Regions from separate parts of the Homo sapiens genome. Here region 1 is linked to region 2. A link is a loop called in an ENCODE intact Hi-C map of the cell type or tissue named here. Cell type or tissue: heart left ventricle. All regions are shown on one strand. Links, peaks and the distances in the headings refer to the core of each region. The heading gives the core; the rest is flanking DNA. Region 1 overlaps GTF3C1 (general transcription factor IIIC subunit 1). Region 2 overlaps KATNIP (katanin interacting protein).

Region 1 (8,000 bases), core at 1-8,000, 61 kb after region 2:
CTACTAAAAGTACAAAAAATTAGCCAGGCGTGGTGTTGCATGCCTGTAATCCTAGCTACTCAGGAGGCTGAGGCAGGAGAATTGCTTGAACCCAGGAGGCAGAGGTTGCAGTGAGCCGAGATGGCGCCACTGCGCTCCAACCTGGGCAACAAGAGTGAAACTCCATCTCAAAAAGAAAAAGTAGTCAGAAGGTGATGTGGCCACCCCGGGAGCCTACTCCCACATGGGGACAGTCAGCTGGGGCTGGCCACTCTCTGTCCACGTGCTTCAGACAAAGCAGTGCTCTCCAGGGTTCCACCATCCCCACTTGGCCCTCCTTCTTATGCATGTTACTTGCCTGGCACCTGGGGACATCGAGTTGGCCAGCTATGCCTGTCTGGCACTCTTTTGTAATTCAGACCTGTGGTCTCAGCCCCTGACATGCCACTCTCATCTTGCTCACGATCTGGTCATCTGGCTGGAAGGCAGTATTATAGTTGGGTGAGTGACTGCAGCACACTTAGCCCCATCCCTGGCATGTGATAGTACCTAGATGTTACTCTTTTCCTATCAAAGGCCCTGGGAAGAGCCCCTTGCCCTGTTCTAGACGTTAAAATGGGTGTGGATCACTGATGCCCAGTCGACAAATCCTCATGGCAGTGGCTAAGTGGAGCTTGCGTTCCACAGTCTAACTTTTCAGTCTGCATCACAAATGCTTGCTGCGTACTGTCCATTTTGTGTGGGCCACGTCCTGTCCCAGCCACTGGGGCTATATGGAAGGTTAAGTCAGAGCCCTGTCCCTGAGAAGCTCATAGCCTCATAGAGCAGACACACATTCAGGGTTGTACTTCAGAGAAGGATCTCTGTGGAAGGAAGACCTGGGGGATTACAGAGAGGAAGAGCCTGGAGGGAGCATCAGTGGTGCCCAACCCAGGGCCCAGGCAGTAAGACAGGAGAAACAGAAGAAAGCCAATAAGGAAATAGATGCCACAGACCACCTGAACCCCTGTGGGTATGACGCCCTCTTTGCAGTGGGATAAACACATCTTATTCCCTCTAGGGATTCATGGAAGACGAAGGTCGGCAGCGAACCACCAAGTACATTTCCTGCGTGTTTGCAGAGGAGAGCGACCTAAGCCGGCAGTACCAAAGAGAGAAGGCCCGCAGCGAGCTCTTGACCACCGTGAGCCTGGCGTCTATGCAGGAGGAGTCGCTTCTGCCTGAAGGCGAGGACACCTTCCTCTCTGAGTCGGACAGTGAGGAGGAGAGGAGCAGCAGCAAGCGGAGAGGCAGAGGGTCCCAGAAAGACACAAGAGCCTCTGCAAACCTCCGGCCCAAGACCCAGCCTCATCACTCCACCCCAACCAAGGGTAGGGAGCACGTGGGGTGGGCAGGGGCTGCGTGCACTGCACTGCTGGGCACCTGCAAGAAACACCCCTTCAGTTCAGCAAACACCTGCGGTTGCCCTTGGTGCCATCCTAATGAGAGGCCTGACACTGTCACTTGTACCACATCATCATGGGTTTGGAGGAGAGGGTCCTGTGGTATCTCCTGGCTGCTTGCAAATCATTTCTTCGTGGCACGTGTTTTGTTTGCTTGTTTTTACTATTAAAGGATGGAATTTCATAAGCTTCCTCTGCCCCTTCCCTTCCAACAGTCTAAGACTCCTCCAAGTTTTTAGTTTAGTTATAGAAAACTTTTTTTAAATGCATAGAGAGTGGTGCTGATGACACATTTGCAAATCTGGTACCCAGCTCTGAGCCCCCTGGGGACATCGTTAAATGTCCAGCTTAGGGAGGGACTCTTACTGGCATTTTGTAGGTAGAGGCCAGGATGCTGTTTAACATCCTGCAATACACAGGACAGCCCCTGACAGCAGAGAATTACCCAGCCCAGACATCAGCACTGGCCAAGTGGAGAAACCCTGCTGCCGATGAGAGGCCAGAAGGAGGGGCCCAAGCTGCTGCTGGTCCACTTCCCTCACCTTTCAACTGACTCTCAGCAGAATCCTTTGGCCTGTGTGGGTCTGGTCTGATTGCCAAACATGAATGCCCTCCTGGCCTCCCCCTTGATTTGTTCTATCTCTTCCCTCCACCACAGGTGGGTGGAAAGTTGTAAACCTACACCCATTGAAAAAGCAGCCGCCCTCCTTCCCAGGAGCTGCTGAAGAGAGAGCCTGCCAGAGCCTTGCCAGCAGGGACAGCCTCTTAGATACCAGCAGCGTCTCAGAACCCAACGTGTCCTTTGTCTCCCACTGTGCGGACAGCAACAGTGGTGACATAGCTGTGATCGAGGAGGTCCGGATGGAAAACCCAAAGGTCAGTGCATGCAGAGGGAGGGAGCTGTCTCCAAGAAGGAGTCTGTGGCCTCATCGTTTCTGTGTTTAGGAATCACATGATCACAGTGGAATCATCCACAGCGAGAGTGCTGCGTGCCGAGGCCTGCCTGTGCTTCCCAGGCAGTAGCTCTGTGCTTATCTACACACCACTTTCACGCAGCCTGGGCCCTACGCAGAGATTGTCTGCATGGTTATCCACCCAGTGGCTTATTCATTTCCAACAGCTTATTCTTTTCAGTTAGATTTATTTTAGAGGGAAACCTGTATGCCTAATTTAGATCAATGGTTCTTACCCAGTTTTACCCCTTTTCTGTTCATTGGATGCCACAACTCTCTATGGAGTCAGGATTGGCATTTACCCATAGGAGACATTTCGCAATATCTGGAGACAGTTCTCAGTGCCACACTTAGGGAGGGGCTGCTACTGGCATCCAATAGGGAGAGGTTAGAATGCTGTTAAACATCCTACAATACACAGGACAGTGCTTCACAGCAGAGAATTTCCTGGCCCAAATGTCAGCACTGGCAAGGTGGAGAAACTCTGCTTTAGATAAATGGCCAATATCATTTGTCATAAAAAAGAAAGTAATCATAGAATAGATACAATAAAGTCAAAACTGTATTAGTACATTCCAGCCAGTTACTGTTATATATCAAGGAGTTAAAGACACAGTGAAGTCAAACCAGTACTTTCGTCAATATAATTGGAAGGATTAAAAGACAGTTGATAAGGAATGTCTTTCCCATTATGTGATTCGGTTCACCTAATACCATGTCAACACTTGTGACATAACAGTACCCCAGACACTGCCAGTGCCACCCCCTGTATTTTGGAAACACTGAGTAGAGAACGAGGCACCTAGCACGGAGTAGATGCATGGTCTCGGGTGGCTTTTGATGGTGTTGCTGCTGTTTCTTTATGTATTTTTTTAATTAATTAATTTTTTTGAGAAAGAGTCTTGCTGTGGTGCCCAGGATGGAGTGCAGTGGTACGAGCTCGGCTCACTGCAGCCTCTGCCTCCTGAGCTCAAGTGATCCTCCTGCTTCAGCCTCCTGAGTAGCTGGGACTGCAGGTTTCCTCTTCTGCAAGCATATGCCACTGCGCCTGGCTAATTTTTGTATTTTTTTGTAGAGATGGTTTCATCATGTTGCCCAGGCTGGTCTCAAACTCCTGGGCTCAAGTGATCCTCCCGCCTTAGCCTCCCAAAGTGCTGGGATTCCAGGCGTGAGCCACTGCGCCTGGCCACTGCTGTTTCATTCAGCCCTGTAAGGTCAATGTGAGCTTTGGTCTGTGAGAAGAAAGCGAGGCCCCTAGGATGGAGTAACTTGCCTGTGCAGTCCCTACCCTACGCCGCTTCTCCCTTTTTGTGCTTTGGAAGTGTTCCTATGGCAGAGGTGATGGGGCGTGGCGTTGATTTTTTTCTAGACTCTTTCAGGCCTTTTCTATTTATTGGATGCCACAACTCTCTATGGAGTCAGGATTGGCATTGTTTCTAACCAGAGAGGCCGGGCCTTCCAGCAGTGGAGCCCAGCAGCTCCCCTGGAGTCCCGCCTGCCTTCCTCCCTCTGCCATCCCCTTTGCACCTCTGTGCATTCCCACCAGGTCTTAAAGTCCCTGACTTGTTTCCAGTTCAGCTCTTCCTCTCTCTGATGGAAGTCCATTCCCAGAGTAATGGCAGCACCATGGTCCTCCCCGCATCCTTGCTGAGAAGAATGGCACCAACTGTTTGCAGGGAGGCTCTTGGCAGAGCATGTTGCCTTTGCTGTCCAGCAGCCCCATGGAAACTGGCTAGATTCACTCACGTGGTTTTCCCCCAAACTTTTCACCCTGAAGCACGAAGGTGAACGAAAGACTTTCTGCCCCTCTTGGGACTCTTCTTGAATCTTTGATTCTTTCCCCCTTCAGCAAAGAACTGTGTCTTGCCCGGAGCTCCCACAGTGGGCAGGGAAGTGGGCTGGGGCCTGGCCGTTCAGACACCATCACCGAGTGACCTCCTTGGGCACTTTCTCATTTCCTGAAAGTGCTACTCCCAGCTGGGAGGTGGCAAGCAGAACATGCCCTGGGGCTACCATAAGGCATTGACTTGGGTCCAGTGATTCACAAGATGTGTATTAGAGTTAGGATTTCTTTTCCATATAGGGTTCACATTTGGGCTTTCACATTTTGATCCAGTGTTGGGTGAAACAGGTTCATTTTAAGCTCATTAAGAGAGAAAGACATTACAAGAGAAGCAGACAATTTAGCGGGGATAGAAGAGGAAGCACAGATCCACTCATCCTAATTTTCCTCGAGGAAACCTGTTCTGAACTCAAGAGCCCCGCTCTACCTCATGTCACTTTTTGCCCAGAGACTTCCCTGGTTTCTTCCGTCTGGAGTCAGAGGCCCCATCCTGGCACGTTCACTCCCCATGAGACACTGGAGAGTTAGCCACACAGAGCCCTGGTTTCTTCTTCTGTAAAATGGGAACTATGATGATAAAAGTGTTAAGAGTTTTTGAAGAAAAAAGCCCAACAATACTTGGCATGTAATTGTCTGTACATCAGTTTCTTCCATTCCTGTATGGGAGAACCAAGGGGGAATTGAGGGAACGCCTTCCACCTTTTCAGGAGTTGCTGGAGTAGATGCCTCTGATTTCTGTCCTGAAACCAGCTGATCCTCATAAAGTGGTCCGGGGTCCTCTGCTGGCCAATGTCTTTGATTTTCAAAGCATTGAGATGGTAGAGTAGTGGGATTCTGTGTAGGAGAACAGGCTTCTTGGCTTCCCTTCTTGAAAGATGGGAGTAGAAGTTTCTTGAAGAGGGCCAGTGCACCCACAGGTGTGGTGCGTGGCCCCCAAGCCTTGCCGAGCCCATTGCATCTTGTGCTTTCGGTCTCTGTTCTAGGAGAGTAGCAGTTCCCTGAAGACTGGGAGGCACAGCTCAGGCCAAGACAAACCACACGAAACTTACCGACTGCTGAAACGCAGGAATCTGATCATAGAAGCTGTCACCAATCTTCGCTTAATCGAGAGTTTATTCACGTAAGGAGCTGTCTGTCTGTCTGTCTGTCTGCTGGCACTAACAGTAATCCTCCTACCAGTTGGTCATCACAAGCCATGGACACCACTGAGGGGCATTCAAATCTCTGTCCCACTGTGTAGATTCTCATCTCGTTCCTTTGCGGTAGGGAGGATTTAGATGGTCCTCCCTACCATCTAAAGGGATGGAGGAGTATCTCCTCCTCAAAAGGAGCAGATACTGAGGAACATCAGCATGCTAGACAGAGAGAAAATGACTGAGCAGGAAGCAGAAGTCACAGGGAAAGTGCGTTCAGCTTTTCCTTACCTGGAAGATGGTTGCTTCAGAAGGGCTATGGAGACACTTAAGCGAGTAGTAGCATTACTTCCAGACTTTTAGTTCTCCGTGGTGCATTTTGCGCAAATAGAGTCTTCTAGAGGAGAAAAAACAAGAGACACAAGTAGAGCTTCTCTGTTTGGGATGGAGTAGAGGCTCTGAACTCTGATGTGGTTCTTGTAAGCTCCCATCACCACCACCTCCTGGGTGGCATCTTCAACGCTTCTGAGGCACCCAATGTGAGAGCCACTCGGTGAGGAGGAGCCTTACCCTCCATCAGGGACATGGCTTCTTCCTCATACTCCGTGTCTAACGAGGACTGAATGGGAGGGGGTAGGGACCATCTGCACACACTGTCACCTTGTTCGCCTCTGAGCCATGAGAGGTTGAGCTAGGTGCTCCTAATGTCCCTTTTGGCCCTGTATTCTATTTTCTTTTCTTTTTTTTTTTTTGAGATGGAGTCTCACTCTGACACCCAGGCTAGAGTGCATGATGCAATCTCGGCTCACTGCAACGTCTGCCTCCTGGGTTCAAACAATTCTTCTGCCTCAGCCTCCTGAGTAGCTGGGATTACAGGCACCCACCTGGCTAATTTTTGTATTTTTAGTAGAGACGGGGTTTCACCATGTTGGCCAGGCTGGTCTCGAACTCCTGACCTCAAGTGATCTGCCTGTCTCGGCTTCCCAAAGTGCTGGTATTATAGGCATGAGCCACCACGCCCACTGGCCCTGCATTCTATGATCAGTGATCTGGAAAGATCACCATAGTGACTCAGTAAGACCTAGAGGAAGATGTATCCAGAGAGAAGACAAAATGCACTTCAGATCTTAGGGGCTAGTGATAAACCAGAGCAGCCCTTATCTGGGTGTTAGATTAGCATTCGACTTGGTGAAGACAGGTTTCTATCATGGTGCCCAGTTTCCCTGCCATCATGATCTCAAATCGTAGTCTCTTGAGTTGCCGGTGAAAGGCTCAGCTGTGGAGCTGCTGTCTTTGGTGGCTTGTCCTTACCTGATACATTTGCCACAGAGGGAAACAATCATTAACGTCTCAAGAAATCAGTCTTTCCAGGGTGGGGAAACCCCGTTTGATCCTTCCTTGTTTCTATTGGGTACCGTGAGGCATGTCTGTGTTGCCTGGGTTGAGGAAGGCCTTCCATGTTGAGATTGGGAGTGTTATCTGCTTATTTTGTGATGCCCAGGATTCAGAAGATGATCATGGATCAGGAGAAGCAGGAAGGCGTGTCCACCAAGTGCTGCAAGAAGTCCATTGTCCGCTTGGTGCGGAACCTGTCTGAGGAAGGTCTCTTGCGATTGTATCGGACCACTGTCATTCAAGATGGCATCAAGAAGAAGGTAACCAGGGCCTCCCCCGATGCCCAGAGCCAGCCTCGTGCTGTTGGAAGTTTTTGTCTAGCTTCTCTTGTCATTGCTGTATCCTGGTAGTTGCTTTATTACCAGTGACTTGGAATTTCCCATTATGCCTCCTGATTTGGGGAATATGGGTTAGCTGGAAACAGAAAAGAGCAAAAACTTGCTAGGATTGTAAAGCATGTCAACTCCAAGCAGCAGCTGTGCAGGCATCCAGCCCTGTGGTCAGCCTTGAAGAAGCAGAAGGCAGGCAGAGACATATTGAAGTTCAGTCATTGAGGGACAAATGAAATAACATTTAGGTGGGAAATTTAGACTAAGCAGCAAGAATGCTTTCCTCGGAGAGCTGAGGCAACATCCCAGAGGAAGCAATGGCATTGAGTCAGTGAGGATGCGCTGCCGGGTTATCCGATGGGAGCAGTACATCTCTTCTGCCTCGACATATCTATTTCTGTAAAATTTAAAGTTTGCGGGGGGATGCATTCCCATAGCAGCTGCAGCTCAGCAGCTTCACGGACATTCTAAGGCACACGTTTTTCACGGTCAGGGTAATTTGTGATGGTACAGCCAGGCACCAGGGCCAAAGGGAATGGTTGTGTGGGGACAGTCACTCGTAATTTCCTGACCTTTTCTTCTGACTGCATTTTAAATCTCTGCCTTAAGAAAGCTCTGCATTGATATTTTGTTTTCTTAATAAGCTAGCAAGGTCATTTTTGCTCTTCTGCTTTTATTTTTTGAGAAATTTGAAAACTGCAGAGCAGTACAAAAAACTTAAGAAACAACAGTGTCTATCCTTTCCACATTGACAGCTCTCATCAGTTTTTATGTCTGCTATAAGTATTTTTAAAATAAAACAATAATGTCCCCTGGCCCCCTGCTCCCCACTCCCCCACCAGCCTGCCACTTGTTCCCTGAGCAGTGGCAGTGTGTTCCTGTGCTGACCTCCCTCAGAGAAGGCCAAGAAAAACTGCAGCCCAGTA
Region 2 (16,247 bases), core at 4,947-12,946:
CTTCTCTCGGCCTTTCGCAGAGTCTGACCTGTCGCAGTTCAAAAGCAGAACCAAGATTAAGGCTGTTTTAGAACAGCTAGTTTATCAACACAAAAGATTTTTATTTGCAAACTGAATAGATGGGACCAATCATAATCAAATGATTTTAAGAAAATGCAGCCTATTATTATAATGGGAAAATGGCACACTTTTGAAATAGACCAACGGCAAGGAAAATGGTAATTCACACACTTACATTATTTGACTATAATGAACAAAGCTCCAGCCTTTAATCTGGAACATTATCTGTACTCTGAAAGGGCTGAGGGACTGTAGTTTTCCCCTTTGAATTACATTTTTATTAAATTGTTTGGAATTACATAAAATGCCTTCCACAAGAATGCCTTCCTCTGTGCACACACACATACCCTTTGATGAGAGCATACCAACGTGCTGCACCAAACCCCCAAATCCACCACATAGGTGACAGTGCAGATGTGAATTAGTGGTAATCACCTGCATTTCATATAATAGGCAATTTCAGAGAGAATTACTGCTTTTCTGGGGGAGCTAGAAGACTAACATTTGAAGGTGTGCATAAATTCAACAGAGTGACATCATAATGTTTAAATATGCTGTTTCGAATGCAGTTTTCACAACTTTTATGGAAGTGTCCATTATAAAGGAATGCCTTGATGCAAAATTAATGGATTGCTTTGGTTTGAAAATATAAAACAAGAGTCACTGCATTATTGTCAATGTATCTCCTAAACTGCCCAACTTTACTCCCCAGTGGCTATTTGTGAAAATGCCACAACCAGTGTCCCCTTAGGTAAGAGCACTCAGAAGACAGAAGCAAAAAATGCTTAGTGACAGCTTAGCAAGAGGAAAGCAACGGGGACTGAGTCTCAGAGAAAAGACACGTCTTTGGACATGGTCACTTCTAGCAAGTCTGCACGTGAGTGAGGGGTAGGGGAGGGGTCACAGCTGGTGATAAAGCTCAAGGGATGATGCTTTTGCCAAGAAAGTGTGAATAAAGGGAAGAGCCAAGGCCTAGGAAGAACCGCTGGCCACGGCCAGACTCTAAGGCCAATGTGTAAAAGGATTTCGAAATGAGGCCACTGGAGAATTTACAGGAGGGCATGGATCATACAGTATCATGGTATGGGAGAAGACATCTTTTGGTTTATCTGGTCAGCTCATAATGATACCCTAAACTGCCCTCCTCTCTCTTCCTCTCCCCTCTGTCCACCCAGTGGGGCCTCTGGGCAGCCATGATTATACATAATCCCACGCCCTGAACCTCAGTATGCTGTGCTATGGATGGACCTCTGACCCAACTGCAGCCAATCAGAATCCCAGTCCCAGGAATTTGGAATTGGTTCTGAGAGACAGAGAAGAGGGAGACACAGGGCAGGGCTATCTCCGTGTGTGAGCTGTCATGCTGAGTTACTACCAGCCACAAGCCTTGGGGTAGACTAACAGAGGCCAGGATTCCCGGATAGAATGAACTAATCTGAAACTGGCTACATGCCTGCCTTTGTCTTCATTGTGTGTGTGTGTGTGTGTGTGTGTGTGTGTGTGTGTTTTCTTTTTTGCCTTAAGACAAAGAACCTAGGATTTAAGGATGAAAAAGAGACCAGCATAATGTACCACTGTAATACAGGGTGTTCTTTAAAAAAAAAAAATTTTTTTTATAGAGATGGGCGTTTTGCCATGTTGCCCAGGCTGGTCTCAATTTCCTGGGCTCATGTGATCCACCCCACTTGGCCTCCCAAAGTGCTGGGATTACAGGCATAAACCACCACACCCAGCCCAGTGTGGGGTGTTGATAGTTGGGGAGATGTATGTGGGGACAGGGGTATATGGGAGCTCTCTGTAATTTCTGCTCAATTTTGCTGAACGCTCTAAAAACCAGTTTATTAGTTAAACACACACACACATACACACACACACACACACCCCCAGGATTTAGGGATCAAGAGATTTGATTGTTAGGCCAATTTTATCAGGACCTCCTGAGGCTTGCTGCTCTGGGATAGGAGCTAGAATGAGCAGCTCCCAGAAACCCTTGACCACACGGCTCTGGCTGTCAGTCTAAGGATTCCGAGTGAGCCCTAAGGCTGGCCAGGGAAAATGACATGCCAGGTAGTCAGGCCTCATCATGCAGAGCGAAGGGACTGTCCCTGAGCTGCTAGGCACAAAGCGGGTTGGGGTCTGGGCCACTGACAGACTGGGGTGTCCTGGCAGCAGGAGTAGTGCAGAGGCCAGTGAGATGCCAGCAGGGCCCTGCAGGGCCCCACAGGGCCCAGGGCAAGAGCAGGCAGCAGGAGGGAGCAGAGCTCCTCCAGGGTGAGCACGGCAGATCCCAGCGCCTGACTGAGGCCCTTGCTTTGCTGGCCACACAGCCTCCTGGGGATCTGGTCCTGAGGGACAAGTGACAGCTATGGGACCTTGGATAAGTCATTAGGTCTCTATGGGCCATAGTTTTTTTTTTTTTTCTTTAAGAGTTAGGCTGAATCATCTTTATGGTTGCTTTTCATCTCTAAAATTATGTTATACTAATAAAGAACAGTTTAAAAAATTAAGGTGGACAATAAAAACAAAACATTAATGTGGCCAGTCGTGGTGGCTCATGCCTGTAATTCTAACACTTAGGGAGGTCGAAGCGGGTGGATCACCTGAGGTCAGGACTTCAAGACCAGCCTGGTCAACATGGTGAAACCCCATGTCTACTAAAAATACAAAAATTAGCCGGGCATGGTGGCACATGCTTGTAATTCCAGCTACTCAAGAGGCAGAGGCACAAGATTCACCTGAACCTCGGAGGCAGAAGTTGCAGTGAGCCGAGATCGCACCACTGGACTCCAGCCTGGGTAAAGGAGTGAGACTCTGTCTCAAAACAAACAAACAAACAAACAAAAACCAAAATATTAACGTAACTGGGCAGCTTAACTTCAAAATGCATTTGAAAACTTTTTTTTCCCCTTTCTCTTGGATTTCAAGATTGAACCTTAAAGGAAACTGCAGAAGCCTTTTCTCTTAGCCTTAAAATAGACTCCGTGTCCCTCCCTTTCTCACCGTATATACTGTCTTCACATTTCTCTAACTGTATACTAGTATTTGCCTATGTGCCTTCTTAGAAGTTCCAGCGGCTAATCTTGGAGCAAGCCTGGAGACCCAGCTGCAAAATTGCAGAGATGACTTCACGGTGGCGAGTTAACAACCTGGCCATTGTAGAGATGACGCCAGCCCAATGTCCAGGTAGACTGGGACCCAAGATGGCCACCCGAACAAGACACACAGATAGTACTCAGCCCAATTCTTGCATGCCTTCTTTATCAAGTTTTCCCTTTTTATTTATGTATGTATTTATTTATTTTGAGATGGAGCCTCACTCTGTTGTCCAGGCTGGAGTGCAGTGGTGCGATCTCCGCTTACTGCAACCTCTGCCTCCCAGGTTCAAGCAATTCTCCTGCCTCAGCCTCCCAAGTAGCTGGGATTACAGATGCCCACCACCATGCCTGGCTAATTTTTGTATTTTTTTTAGTAAATATGGGGTTTCACCATGTTGGCTAGGCTGGTCTCGAACTCCTGACCTCAGGTGAACCGCCTGTCTAGGCCTCCCAAAGTGCTGGGATTACAGGAGTGAGCCACTGCGCCTGGCTCACTCCTGTAAGGGAAAACTGGAGTTTTCTTCCTCCACAAAATGGAAGTGGTTACTTTGGATAGGAATCTGACCACTTCCCTTTATTAGTTTTGGTTAATAAATTCACTTTCTTATTACCAGACCTCACTCTTATTAACCGAACTCTGCAAGCAGCAAGCATGAGACCTGCGTTCAGTCGTTCAGTTACATTAATGCAAAGAACATAGAGCTTAACTACTAAAATGTGAAAGTAGGACAGATGTAGTGGCTCACGTCTGTAATCTCAGCACTTTGGGAGGCCAAGGCAAGAGGATCACTGGAGGCCAGGAGTTCAAGACCAGCCTAGGTAACATAGCAAGACCTTGTCTCTATAAAAACAAACAAAACAAAAAGAATAAAATAAAATAAAACATAAAAGCAAATCTTTCTACTGGAGTTAATTAGAAGCTTTTTAATTCATTAAATCGGAAAATAATTTGCTTATTTTCCAACGAAGATAATTCACTCAATTAAGAGCATTTATTATCTAAACTCCCTAGAAGACTGGTTGGCCCAGTCCTCACACCACTGAGCCTTTCTCTCTCCTCCAGATTAGCTCGATGCGAAGACAGCTCCTGCCTGTCAAGGATGGAAGTGCTGTAACCAGATTACACTGTGCCTGTCTACCGCACTTAGCTTCTCTGAGCATTTTCCTACCTATATCTCATTTATTCTCACAACAACTCAAAGAAGGAAGTGGAAAAAGGTGACATTAATATCAATATATGCCACTTGCAAAATTAAGGGGGTGTTCCTCTGAATTTTGCAGGGTGACCTGCCTGCTTCAGCTATGAAGCAATAAATAAGGCCAATATACTTCACTTTATAGAACAGATGTCTGTCTGGGGAAAAGAAAAAAAAAGAAGTGACTGCATTGAATTTTGTAACTACAATACTATTCTCCCACTTATGATTTCAGCAAGGTTTTATCTGCACATAGGATTCGTTTTCAATGGTTAGCACATTCTGACACTTTGCTCTAGATGAAGATAATCTTCATCGCTACCATTTAGAGGGGAGTCGCATCTTCTTGGATGTTAGTTTCTGAAGTCATCAGGCAAAGGGAAAATCAGTGCCAAAATTACCCTTGATAAAGAGTCTTAAACAACCCGTAAAGTACAGTCTACAGGACATAGCTTTTTAAATCCACTGCTGTAGACTAATATGCATGCATATTTGATGCATATGGAAATGTATATAGTACATGATAAAAATATATATGCAGAATATAATTTCATGATATTCCTAATTAAACTATTCATATTGTAATCACTCCCTCTATTTATCCTCTTCAGGTGGGAGGGGAGTGGTGGGGGTGGAGGTAAGAGCCCAGCACTGACATTAGACCCTCACTCCCATCGAGTCTGGTAAAATGCTCAGTCTTGGCATGAAAGGTCAGGTTTTGGAGAATAAAAGGAACTCAGTAGAAATCTGCAGGTAAAGAAATCCAGTGTAAGGGCCTCCCCATCACAAGAGTTTTGGATTAAGAACTTATTTCCGGCCGGGTGCGGTGGCTCACACCTGTAATCCCAGCACTTTGGGAGGCCCGGGCGGGCAGATCACGAGGTCAAGAGATTGAGACCATCCTGGCCAACAGGGTGAAACTCTGTTTCTACTAAAAATACAAAAATTAGCTGGGCGTGATGGCATGTGCCTGTAGTCTTAGCTACTCGGGAGGCTGAGGCAGGAGAATCACTTGAACCCAGGAAGCGGAGGTTGCACAGAGCCGAGATTGCACCACTACTCCAGCCTGGCGACAGAGCGAGACTTGGTCTCAAAAAAAAAAACTTATTTCTTATTCCCGGGGCAAGGCCCGGTTGCTCACACCTGTAATCCCTCAAAAGCACAAATGCATTTTTCCTTTGAGCTAGCAATATCACTACTAGGAATCAGCCGTGAAGACATCTGTCCACAAATAGGAAACAAACATATGCTCAAGGTATTTGCTGTATCATGATTTGTAATAGCAAATATCAGAAATAATAAGTCACTGAACAAATATGATGAATCCGCACAATGTAATTGAACACTGTAAAGCTGAAAGAATGAGCAAGCTTCTCATATTCTACTCCTTATATATCCTTAAAAGATGGTCATATTTTAGGTGGAAAAAAAAATCAAGACCAGAAAGTATATGTTGCATGTAACCTTTTCTCTAAGAAAAAGGGAAAATCAAAATATATACTCATATTGGTTCTATTTGCATAAAGAACTACCCAGAGAGGCATGTGAAGGACTCTTAAGGTATGTTTTTTAATATTGTTTTTATTTTTATTTTCCTATTACTATTATCTTTTAGAGACTGAGTCTTGCTCTGTTGCCCATCCTGGAATGCACTGGTGTGAACATAGCTCACTACAGCCTGGAACTGCTGGGCACAAACGATCCTCCCACCTTAGCCTCCTGAGTAGCTGGGATTACAAGGGTGTGCCACCACTGGGTGCAGTGGCTCACGCCTGTAATCCCAGCACTTTGGGAGGCCGAGGCGGGTGGATTACCTGAGGTCAAGAGTTCGAGACTAGCCTGGCCAACCAACATGGTGAAACCCCGTCTCTACTAAAAATACAAAAATTACCCAGGCGTGGTGGCAGGTGCCTGTAATGCCAGCTACTCGGGAGGCTGAGGTGGGAGAATCACTTTAACCCAGGAGCCAGAGGTTGCAGTGAGTCAAGATCGTGCCACTGCACTCCAGCCTGGGTGACAGAGGGAGACTCCTTCTCAAACAACAACAAAAACACAAACAAACAGAAAAAAAACACAAGGGTGTGCTACCACATCCAGCTTATTTACCTTTTTGTAGAGGTGGAGTCTTGCTATGTTGTCCAGGCTGGTCTCAAACTCGTGGGCTCAAGCAATCCTCTTGCCTCAGCCTCCCAAAGTGCTGAGATTATAGGCGTGAGCCACTGTGCCTGGTCTTATTTTTATTTTTGAATGATCTATTTGGATCTATTTCCTATTCAAAAAGCTAAAACAAACTTAAAATATGCAATGTCCAAAGGCTGATTTAAATGTGTAAAAAACATAACATAATGAGAAATGCTAAAGACTCTCCCATCCAAGACCTAAGATGGGGCAGGTGGTCTGTCAGAGGGAGATGGAGGAGCCTCCGTGAACCTCAGGACCCCAAATCTTGCTGGAAAGAGAACACAATATTTTTGGAGGACAAACTGACTTCTTTTAAGAGATCAATCAGTAATGTGTGAGAGATAAGAATGAAACGATGACAAAATACGGTTTCTGGAAATTGAACCAACAGTTCCTTAGTGAAGCCAATAGGCTATTGGTGACCTGCTCATTTATTTGAGGGCAAAGTTTTTATGAAATGGCTAGAGAAGATGAGAAAGGAAAAAGAAAAAGAAAAAAAAAGATAAAGGAAGGTGCAGATGGGTTGTCTGACGATCTGATTTCAAAGGGAGTCAGTTTCTCCAGTGCTTTCTGAGCACCTGCCATTGTCAGCTTCTTCCCCGGGTGATAGCTCTTGGGATTTCCTACCATTTGCAATGACAAAGCCGCATGGGTCACAGAAGCAAAGCAAACTGCCCATGGTCACACAACAAGGAAGCAAGGAAGGGTTAGCAACCCATTAGTCCAACGGCTGACCCAGTATGCTCAGCGTGCTTGCCCCACCCTGCTGCCTGCACACCGTTCTTCCAGTCCAGGAAGGAGAGCACTCCCTGTCATTACTACCCCCACCCCCATACCCCCATTTCAACTTCCTTTTTTTTTAGACAGAGTCTCACTCTGTCGCCTGGGGCTGGAGTGCAGTGGCACAATCTTGGCTCACTGCAACCTCCACCTCCTGGGTTCAAGTGATTCTCCTGCCTCAGTCTCCCAAGTAGCTGGGATTACAGGAGCCCACCACCACGCCCGGTGTATTTTTGAATTAGTAGAGACTGGGTTTTGCCATGTTGGCCAGGCTGGTCTCGAACTCCTGACCTCAGGTGATCTGCCTGCCTTGGCCTCCCAAAGTGCTGGGATTACAGGAGTGAGCTACCACGCCTGGCCGGCTTCCTGAACCTTGATTCTGGCTTCTACCTATAGTGTTTGCAAAGATACGCATGTGTTGGAGTGAGGTAAACAGAGGAAGGTGGCAGGATGGGGACAAGGTGTCCTAAGAACAGCTGCCCAGGAGGGGCACAGTGGCTCATGCCTGTAATCCTATCACTTTGGGAGGTTAAGGTGGGAGCAGCTCTTGGGCAACAAAGCAAGACTCCATCTCTTAAAAAAAAAAAAAAAAAACAGCTGCTGGTTTCCATACAGAAAGGTGGGCCTGGTTTTGATGGATTAGATTTTCCAGAGAAGTGATAAATCCAGTCTTCTAATTTTTAAATGATTAATAATTTAAAAAATTTTAAGGCTCTGTACAGGCTAAAAAAATCAGGCCTCTAGTTTCCAACTCAGTACATAACTAGGCAGACAGATCTCCCACTTTCCCACTCTTCCTTTGTTTTTTTTTTTTGTTTTTTTGTTGTTTTTTTTATGAGACATCTCACTCTGCTGTCCCGGCTAGAGTGCAGTGGTGTGATCATAGCTCACTGCAGTCTCAAACTCCTGGGCTCAAGCCATTCTCCCACCTCAGCCTCCAGAATAGCTGGCACTATAGGTATGTGCCACCACACTTGGCTAAAACTTACTTTTGTAGAGACAGGGGTCTCACTATGTTGCCCACGCTGGGCTCAAACTCCTGGATTCAAAGCAATCTCCCACCTTTGCCTTCCAAAGTGTTGGTATTACAGGCGTGAAGCAGCATGCCTGACTTTCCCATTATTTCTTTTCTTTCCTTTTTTTTTTTTTTTGAGACAGAGTCTCACTCTGTCGCCCAGGCTGGAGTGCAGTGGCGCAATCTCGCCTCACTGCAACCTCTGCCTCCGAGGTTCAAGTGATTCTCCCACCTCAGCCTCCCAAGTAGCTGGGATTACAGGGGTACGACATCATACCCAGCTAATTTTTGCATTTTTAACAGAGACGGGGTTTCACTATGTTGGCCAAGCTGGTCTCAAACTCCTGACATCAGGTGATCCACCCGCCTCGGCCTCCCAAAATGCTGGGATTACAGGTGTGAGCCACCGCGCCTGGACTCCTATTATTTCTTTATCTTGATGCCATGGACCCGTTTTGAGGGGACTTCTTTAAGGACATCCCACTAAAACAACAGAAATCTATTAGACAAAGAGCAGGACTGTTTGAAAGCCAGGTAGGGCCGGGCGTGGTGGCTCACACCTATAATCCCAGCACTTTGGGAGGCCGAGGCAGGCGGAACACCTGAGGTCAGAAGTTGAGACCAGCTTGGCTAACATGGTGAAACCCTGTCTCTACCAAAAATACAAAAAATTAGCCGGGTGTGGTGGCGCATGCCTTTAATCCCAGCTACTATGGAGGCTGAGGCAGGAGAATCGCTTGAACCCAGTAGACGGAGGTTGCAGTGAGCTGAGATTGCGCCATTACTCCAACTTGGGCAAGAAGAGTGAAACTCCGTCAAAAAAAAGCAAGCAAGCAAGCAAGCAAGCAAGCAAGCCAGGCAGACACCGGCTCTGCAACACCCCTTCCCTTCATTCCCCACGTGTGCCTCCAGGCTGATGTGGGCCTTTAAGTTACCTTCCTTTTTGGAAAGCCTGATATGATACCCCTGTCACTTTTCCTTTGCATTTTCTGTGTAACTTGACTTCTGGGGCCCAGTTTACTGCCAAATTACCTGGGATAAACAAGTCATGCTAAGATCTTCTTTTCCTTTCCAAACCCAAACAGCAGCTGGCATACAGAAATGCTTATTTATAACCTGCACACCGTTAACGCGCATTTGCTTGGTTTAGAAATGCTTAGCCATGTGTTCTTCTGGGAGCTTCATAATTAGGTAAGAGCCTGGGGACAATGCTGTGTGGCGGCTGAGAGGGGAGGCTCTGGGTCAGCCCGTCTCTCTTAGCTACTCATTACCCATTTGGGAGTCCTATTAGTCCTGACTCCATTTAAGTCTATTGTCAGGGTTAAGGCACTACATGTAAAACTCTCAGAACAGTGCCCTGCATACAGTAGGTACTTAGCAGTTATTAGTTCCCATAAACTGCTGACTATTCATGGATCTCAGCCAGTTCAACTGAACTTGGGCTTCCAAATAGATCTGGAACCTGCTCATTCCTATCATCCCGCTCTCCAAGCCAGGCCCCGTCAACTCCCCCTGGGCTTTTTCTTTTTTCTTTTTTCCAGACAGGGTCTTGCTCTGTTGCCCAGGCTGGAGTGCAGTGGGCATGATCATGGCTCACTGCAGTCTCGACCTACTGGGCTCAAGTGATCCTCCTGCCTCAGCCTCCTAAGTAGCTAGGACACAGGTATGTGCCATCATGGCCAGCTTTTTTTTTTTTTTTTTTTTTTTTTTAATTTACTAGAGATGAGGTCTCACTATGTTGCCTAGCTGGTCTCGAACTCCTGGGTTCAAGCAATTCTACCCATCTCAGCTTCCCAACGTGCTGGGATTAGAGGCATGAGCCACTGCATGTGACCAACTTTTTCAACAGCCACCTAGTAGGTATCCCTGCCTCCACTCTTGCCTGGATTTTCCTATGGCAGCCATATAAAAACCAGACCCTACCACTTGCCTGCCTGAACTTCTAATGTTTCCCTGTGCATGCAGAAAAGAATCCAAGCCTCATTCTGACCAGGCTCTGCATGGCCTGGCCCACGGGATATTTTGGACCTCTCCTCCCTCTTCCCTGCAGCCCTCTTCCCTGCAGTCTTTCTTCTTTGTATTTAGAGAAGGAACCTTGCTCTATTGCCCAGGCTGGACTGCAGTGGTGTGATCACAGCTCACTGCAGCCTCGACCTCCCAGGCTCAAGCGATACACCCAAGTGGACTCCTGCACAGATGGGACCACAGGCGTGCACCACTGCACCTAGTCCCACATCCCTCTTCTGCTCCGTAGACCCAAGACTCCTTCCTGCCTCAGGGCCTTAGCTCTCTCCTCTGGGCCAAGAGCACTCATGCCCTTGGTCTTATGAGGGATCCTTCTTAGCAATGAGATTTCAGCTTAAAACCACCCACCTCTCCAGAGGGACCCAGCCCTCAGTCCTCCGTCTTAACCTTCTGCATGGCACTTACTGACATTTTCTTATTAATATGTTTGTAGTCTGTCTCCCCAACTAAAAATAAGCCCCATGAAACCAGAGGCTGCTATCTGGCTTATCAGTGAATTCTCCACACCTGGAATAGTGCCTAGAATGGAGTGTGCATCAGTAGAAATTTCTGAAATGGATGAACGAGTAAATGACCGAATTTCTGAATAGACAATGCTGAAAGGGACAGAAGGCATGACCGTGTTCTGCAGTAGAGATGTCATCTGCTCTTGCAATGTGCTTTCCTGATCCCTTCCCCCTGCTCTTTCTGGGATGGTGAAACGAAATATGACAAAGTCAGTTTAATACCCCATTGAAGATAATTGGAAAATATTGATTTTTTTTCCATTTGAAATAGTAAAGATAAGTAAATGCTACACTTCTGTAATCTAATCAGCGGCTTATGTGACAACACGCTTCCCAGGCTGAAATATATTTCAGTCTATCTCTGTATCCATCAGACAAGCTCCTAAACCCATTCCCACTCTGGCACTCCAACCAAGTCTCATCCAGCCATTCCAGTTCCCCATAGTGTATGAGTGAAGACTTTGCACTTGTGAAAACGTGCATGGGTATGTATGTGTAACCTAATTAAAGTGTCTTCTGAGTATCTGCACCTCCCAAAAATGATCTGCCAATCTGCCTTGAGAAACGTTGGAAGTAGCTCATGAGATCTCCCAGAATCCTAAGGAAAGAGATGTGTTCCTTCTCCACATAGCTAATTTGTACTGAGAGTCTACCAAGCACCAGGCCCTGTTCTAAGGGTTTTAGATGGATGAATTCATTTGATTCTCCTAGCAGCCTTATGGGAAGGTCCTATTATTATTATCACCATTATTATTTTTTTGAGATAGGGTCTCACTCTGTCGGCCAGGCTGGAGTCAAAGTGGTGTGGTCATGGCTCACCATAATAACTTCAACCTTCTGGGCTTCAGTGATCCGCCCACCTCAGCCTCCCAAGGAGCTGGGACTACAGGCATGTGCCACCAAGCCCAGCTAATTTATAACATTTTTTGGTAAAGCCGGGGTCTGCCATATTGCCCAGGATGGTCTCAAACTCCTGAGTTCAAGCAGTCCTCCTGCATCAGTCTCCCAAAGTACAGGGATTACAGGCATGAGCCACTGCCCCTGGCTGACAACAGATTTCTTTATGAAACTGAAGAATATTCTTGGGTATGCAATGTGTATTTAGGTGTTGGAAACTGACACAAGCAGCATAATGAAATAAACTCTGGCCAGGACAGTCATTTACATTACCTGGCCCCTGCAGGCCTCTAAATGTGTGACCCCTGCAAGGGAACTTCACGGTTCTAAGATACTTCAGAGTCCCCAAAATGAGACCCTAGGCGACATCTGTCAAGTTCCTTCCAACTCTAACTTTTGTGACATTAGAGAGTTCATGAAATGTTTCTAAATAGTTTGGGACTCGTTACAGGGAAAACACACACACACATACACACACACCACACACTGCATTGCAGGTTCACTTAGAGTTTAGAAAAATGTGGTGGGCCCTGCAGGTAACCAGATATCTGTAGCGCTCTGACTTCCTGCCAGGCGCTACGTTTACCCATAACTTTCCTCTCCCCAAAGGACATGTTAAATCAGAGGGTCCACTGCTAAGGGTGGTCAAGGTAGCAGTGGGCTCTGAAGTGAAGTGGGAGCTGGGAGAGAAAGTGACTTCACTAGGAAACGAAATTGGGCCAGGACAGGAATGCTAATGGGAGAGCAGAGGAAGCAGCTGCGGGGAACAGGAAAGGAAGCTAGGAGCGGGAATAGTATGAGGACTGGGTTGTCTGGGGAAACCATATGTGTCCACTAGAGAAAAAGGACCAGGCCAGGCAAAGTGGCCCACGCCTGTAATCCCAACACTTTGGGAGGCCGATGCAGGTGGATTATCTAAGATCAGGAGTTCAAGACCGGCCTGACCAATATGGTGAAACCCCGTCCCTACTGAAAAAAAAAAAAAAATACAAAAATTAGACAGGCATGGTGGTGGGCGCCTGTAGTCCCAGCTACTTGGGAGGCTAAGACAGGAGAATTGTTTGAACCCAGGAGGCGGAGGTTGCAGTGAGCCAAGATCACACCACTGCACTCCAGCCTGGGTGACACAGCGAGACTCTGTCTTGAAAAAAAAGAAAAAAAAAAGACAAAAAGGATGCAGCCACGGTCCCTGGAAGCTTGGCCTGGAAGCTTGGCTACAAGGCCCTTTCCTTTGTCTACTTTATGGAGAATGTCCAGCAATTCACTAGGGAACAAATCCGTTAATCTCTTTCCTGGTTACAGTGTCAACCCAGCAAACACTCATGGGATCTGCCTGTGCCAGTCCTTGTGCCAGGTGCTGGGCATACAAAGGAAAGAAGTGAGTCTCTACCCTCAAAGAGGGAGAAAAGCATAGAGCTCGTCCCTGTGATACAACACAATGCCTGACTAGCTATGGGGTCCTGCCATGGGGGAGTAGCTAATTCTGCAGGTGGTGCTGGTCACTGCAATTTACAGTGTGGAAGTGACTTGAAAGAAGGGCACAGCTGGCAGGGAACACAGCACAGGCAAGGCAGCGAGGTGCGAAAGAAGACGGTGTACTCCAGAGATGGCCAACCTCCCCAAGTGTCTCGGGCTGGCATTGAAATCTCAGATGCCTGCAAAGGAGGCCAATATGATCAATGGAAGAAGTGAGCACCAGATGACAGGTAACACCAGCCAGAAGGGGTCATCAGCACATGTCCCAGGTCAAGGGGGTGGCCACTGTTCAGTGCTAGAGGACCAGAGCTACGTGACAAGAAAGTGCTGAGGGCCCAAAGCACCCTGTTTATCAAGAGACTGAGAAGTCCAGGTTCTTATGTGAAATTACCTTTTTTTTTTTTTTTTTTTTTTCTGAGACAGAGTCTCACTCTATAGCCCAGGCTGGACTGCAGTGGCGCGATCTCAGCTCACTGCAACCTCTGCCTCCCAGGTTCAAGCGATTCTCCTGCCTCAGCCTCCTGAATAGCTGGGATTACAGGCACCCGCCACCACGCCCGGCTAATTTTTGTATTTTTAGTGGAGACGGGGTTTCACCATGTTGGCCAGGCTAGTCTTGAACTCCTGACCTCGTGATCTGCCCGCCTCAGTCTCCCAAAGTGTTGGGATTGCAGGCGTGAGCCACCACACCTGGATTTTTTATTTATTTATTTTTTTTATACAGAGTCTCGCTCTGTCGCCCAGGCTGGTGTGCAGTGGCGCGATCTAGGCTCACTGCAACCTTTGCCTCCTGGATTCAAATGATTCTCCCACCTCAGTCTCCCAGGAAGCTGGGATTATAGGCAGGTGCCACCATGCCTGGCTAATTTCTGTATTTTTACTAGAGACGGGGTTTCACCATGTTGGCCAGGCTGTTCTCAAACTTCTGACCTCAAGTGATCCGCCTGCCTCGGCCTCCCAAAGTGCTGAGATTATAGGTATGAGCCACCATGACCTTACTATTTTTTTTTTTTTTTTGAGACAGGGTCTTGCTCTGTTGCCCAGGCTAGAGTGCAGTGGCATGATCACAGCTCACTGTAGTCTCAACCTCCTGGGCTAAGGTGATCCCACCTCAGCCTCCCGAGTAGCTGAAACCACAGGCATGTGTCAACATGCCCAAATAATTTTTAACAATTTTTTGTAGAGGTGGGGTCTCACCGTGTTGCCCAGGCTGATCTCAAACTCCTGGGCTCAACTGATCCTCCTGCCTCAGCCTCCCAAAGTGCTAGGACTACAGGCATGAGCCACCATGCCTGGCCTGAAATCACTATTTTTGAATATGGAAAAACATATTGATAGACACTGTACAGCGCAGTGTAAAACCTCTGGGTGTGAGAGCAGGTAGGCAAGTGTCTAAAAAGATGAGACTGGAGGGGAGCTAATTCCCCAGAGAAATTCTATACTTCAAGGTGATATGATCCATAGGGCAATTGTTAAAGCTGCAAAGCCCCATGGGACATCAGTAGTCACACTTTCTTACTTTTACATAAAGTGCTCTGCAAACAGTTTCAAGTTCTTCCTTGCAACCAACCACATTGCTCTGCATTAGCCTACTCCCATTTGGAAAGAGAGAAGCAGTCATGGGACCAGATGCTGAGGGAGCTGGGAATGTAGTCAAAACGGGTACCTTTCAAAATGTATATTATTCCATCAGCCCAGTGGCCAGTTCTTCCCCACAGACTCACTCTCCAGGTGTGAGAACCTGGCCACACACTGGCAGTAACAAGGCTGAAATGGGCCTTCCATAACATACTACCAAGTGTAGACCTTATTCGACTGAGTCCTGGCTCTGCTACCTACTAGGTGTGTGGTATAAAACAGACACAATCACAGTATCCCATTGAGCTGTCTCAGGAATCAAATCAGATCTGCCACGGCAACAGTCAGCAAACGTTTCCTGTACAGGCCCAGATAGTAAATATTTTTGGCCCGTGGGCCACATAAGTCTCTTTTACAACTACTCAACTCTGCAAGAAAACAGCCATGGACTATATGTATGTGAAAGGGTGCTGCTGCATTCCAATAAAACTTTATTTACAATAGCAGGCAGTGGGCCACACTGCTTTGGGAAAGGGGAAGACCTCTACAAATATTATCTTCTAAGGACTCCCATGTTGAAATGTAGTCATCTGTTTATGTCTGCTTTCTCACCATACTATGAAGTTTCTAAAGGCAGATAATATATTCCCTTTTTTTCAGATTAAAACAAAAAGAAACTGGGCATGGTGACTCATGCCTGTAATCCCAGCATTTTGGGAGGCCAAGGCAGGCAGATCACTTGAGGTCAGGAGTTCGAAACCAGCCTGGCCAACATATGAAACCCCATCCCTACTAAAAATACAAAAATTAGCCAGGTGTGGTGGCACACACCTGTAATCCCAGCTACTTAGGAGGCTGAGGCAGGAGAATCACTGGAACCCAGGAGGCAGAGGCTGTAGTGAGCTGAGATCGCACCACTGCACTCCAGCCTGGGTGAGAGAACAAGACTCTATCTAAAAACAAAAAAACAAACAAAAAGAATAAGTATAGTCCAGTATGGCATACAAGGAAGTCCACAGGAGTTTTCACAACTGTACAAGTTAATACTAAAGTAGAATTCTAAGTACAAATGCTGACAGGCCTAGGAGTGACAGACACAATGAGAGAAGCCAGTCATTAGACAGGCCCACCTCCCTCTTAAAGGGCAAAGTCTCCACTTAACTCGGGTGGTGGGACAATTGTTGCCATGCAGAATTCTGATTTGGTGTTAACAGACTTTATTGATATTTTCAAGAAAATACCACAATCAGGTATTTATAAGAAATCTGCTCATTTTTCAATGTTGACAACTAATTCAAAAATTTAAAAAACAAAACATTATGAGCCAAATAAACATGCATGTGGGCTGTTTCAGCCCACTTGTGCAAGCTCTGATATAAAGAATTCATTTCCAGCCAGGCATAGTGGCTCATGCCTGTAATCTTAGCAACTTGGGAGG

The links. Peaks named below come from ENCODE experiments on the same cell type or tissue, not always from the same donor. Only the 100,000 strongest peaks of a DNase experiment are listed, where the experiment ranks them.
Region 1: a loop joins it to region 2, with 4 times the contacts of the local background. A loop is called at or near these places in 6 of 110 quality-filtered maps.

What each region holds. Positions count from the first base shown.
Region 1 is chr16:27,500,196-27,508,195 of GRCh38, reverse strand. GTF3C1 (general transcription factor IIIC subunit 1) reads left to right here. Exons shown (of 37, transcript NM_001520.4): 9 at 1,040-1,349; 10 at 2,080-2,297; 11 at 5,201-5,337; 12 at 6,852-7,005. Among named protein-coding and RNA genes, the nearest start is that of GTF3C1, 46 kb to the left of the region's middle. In heart left ventricle, for the core only: no CTCF peak of the experiment used is centred there; no DNase peak of the experiment used is centred there; H3K27ac peaks cover 1,716 bases.
Region 2 is chr16:27,557,682-27,573,928 of GRCh38, reverse strand. It overlaps KATNIP (katanin interacting protein), which reads right to left. Exons shown (of 28, transcript NM_015202.5): 2 at 1-28. Among named protein-coding and RNA genes, the nearest start is that of KATNIP, 16 kb to the right of the region's middle. In heart left ventricle, for the core only: no CTCF peak of the experiment used is centred there; no DNase peak of the experiment used is centred there.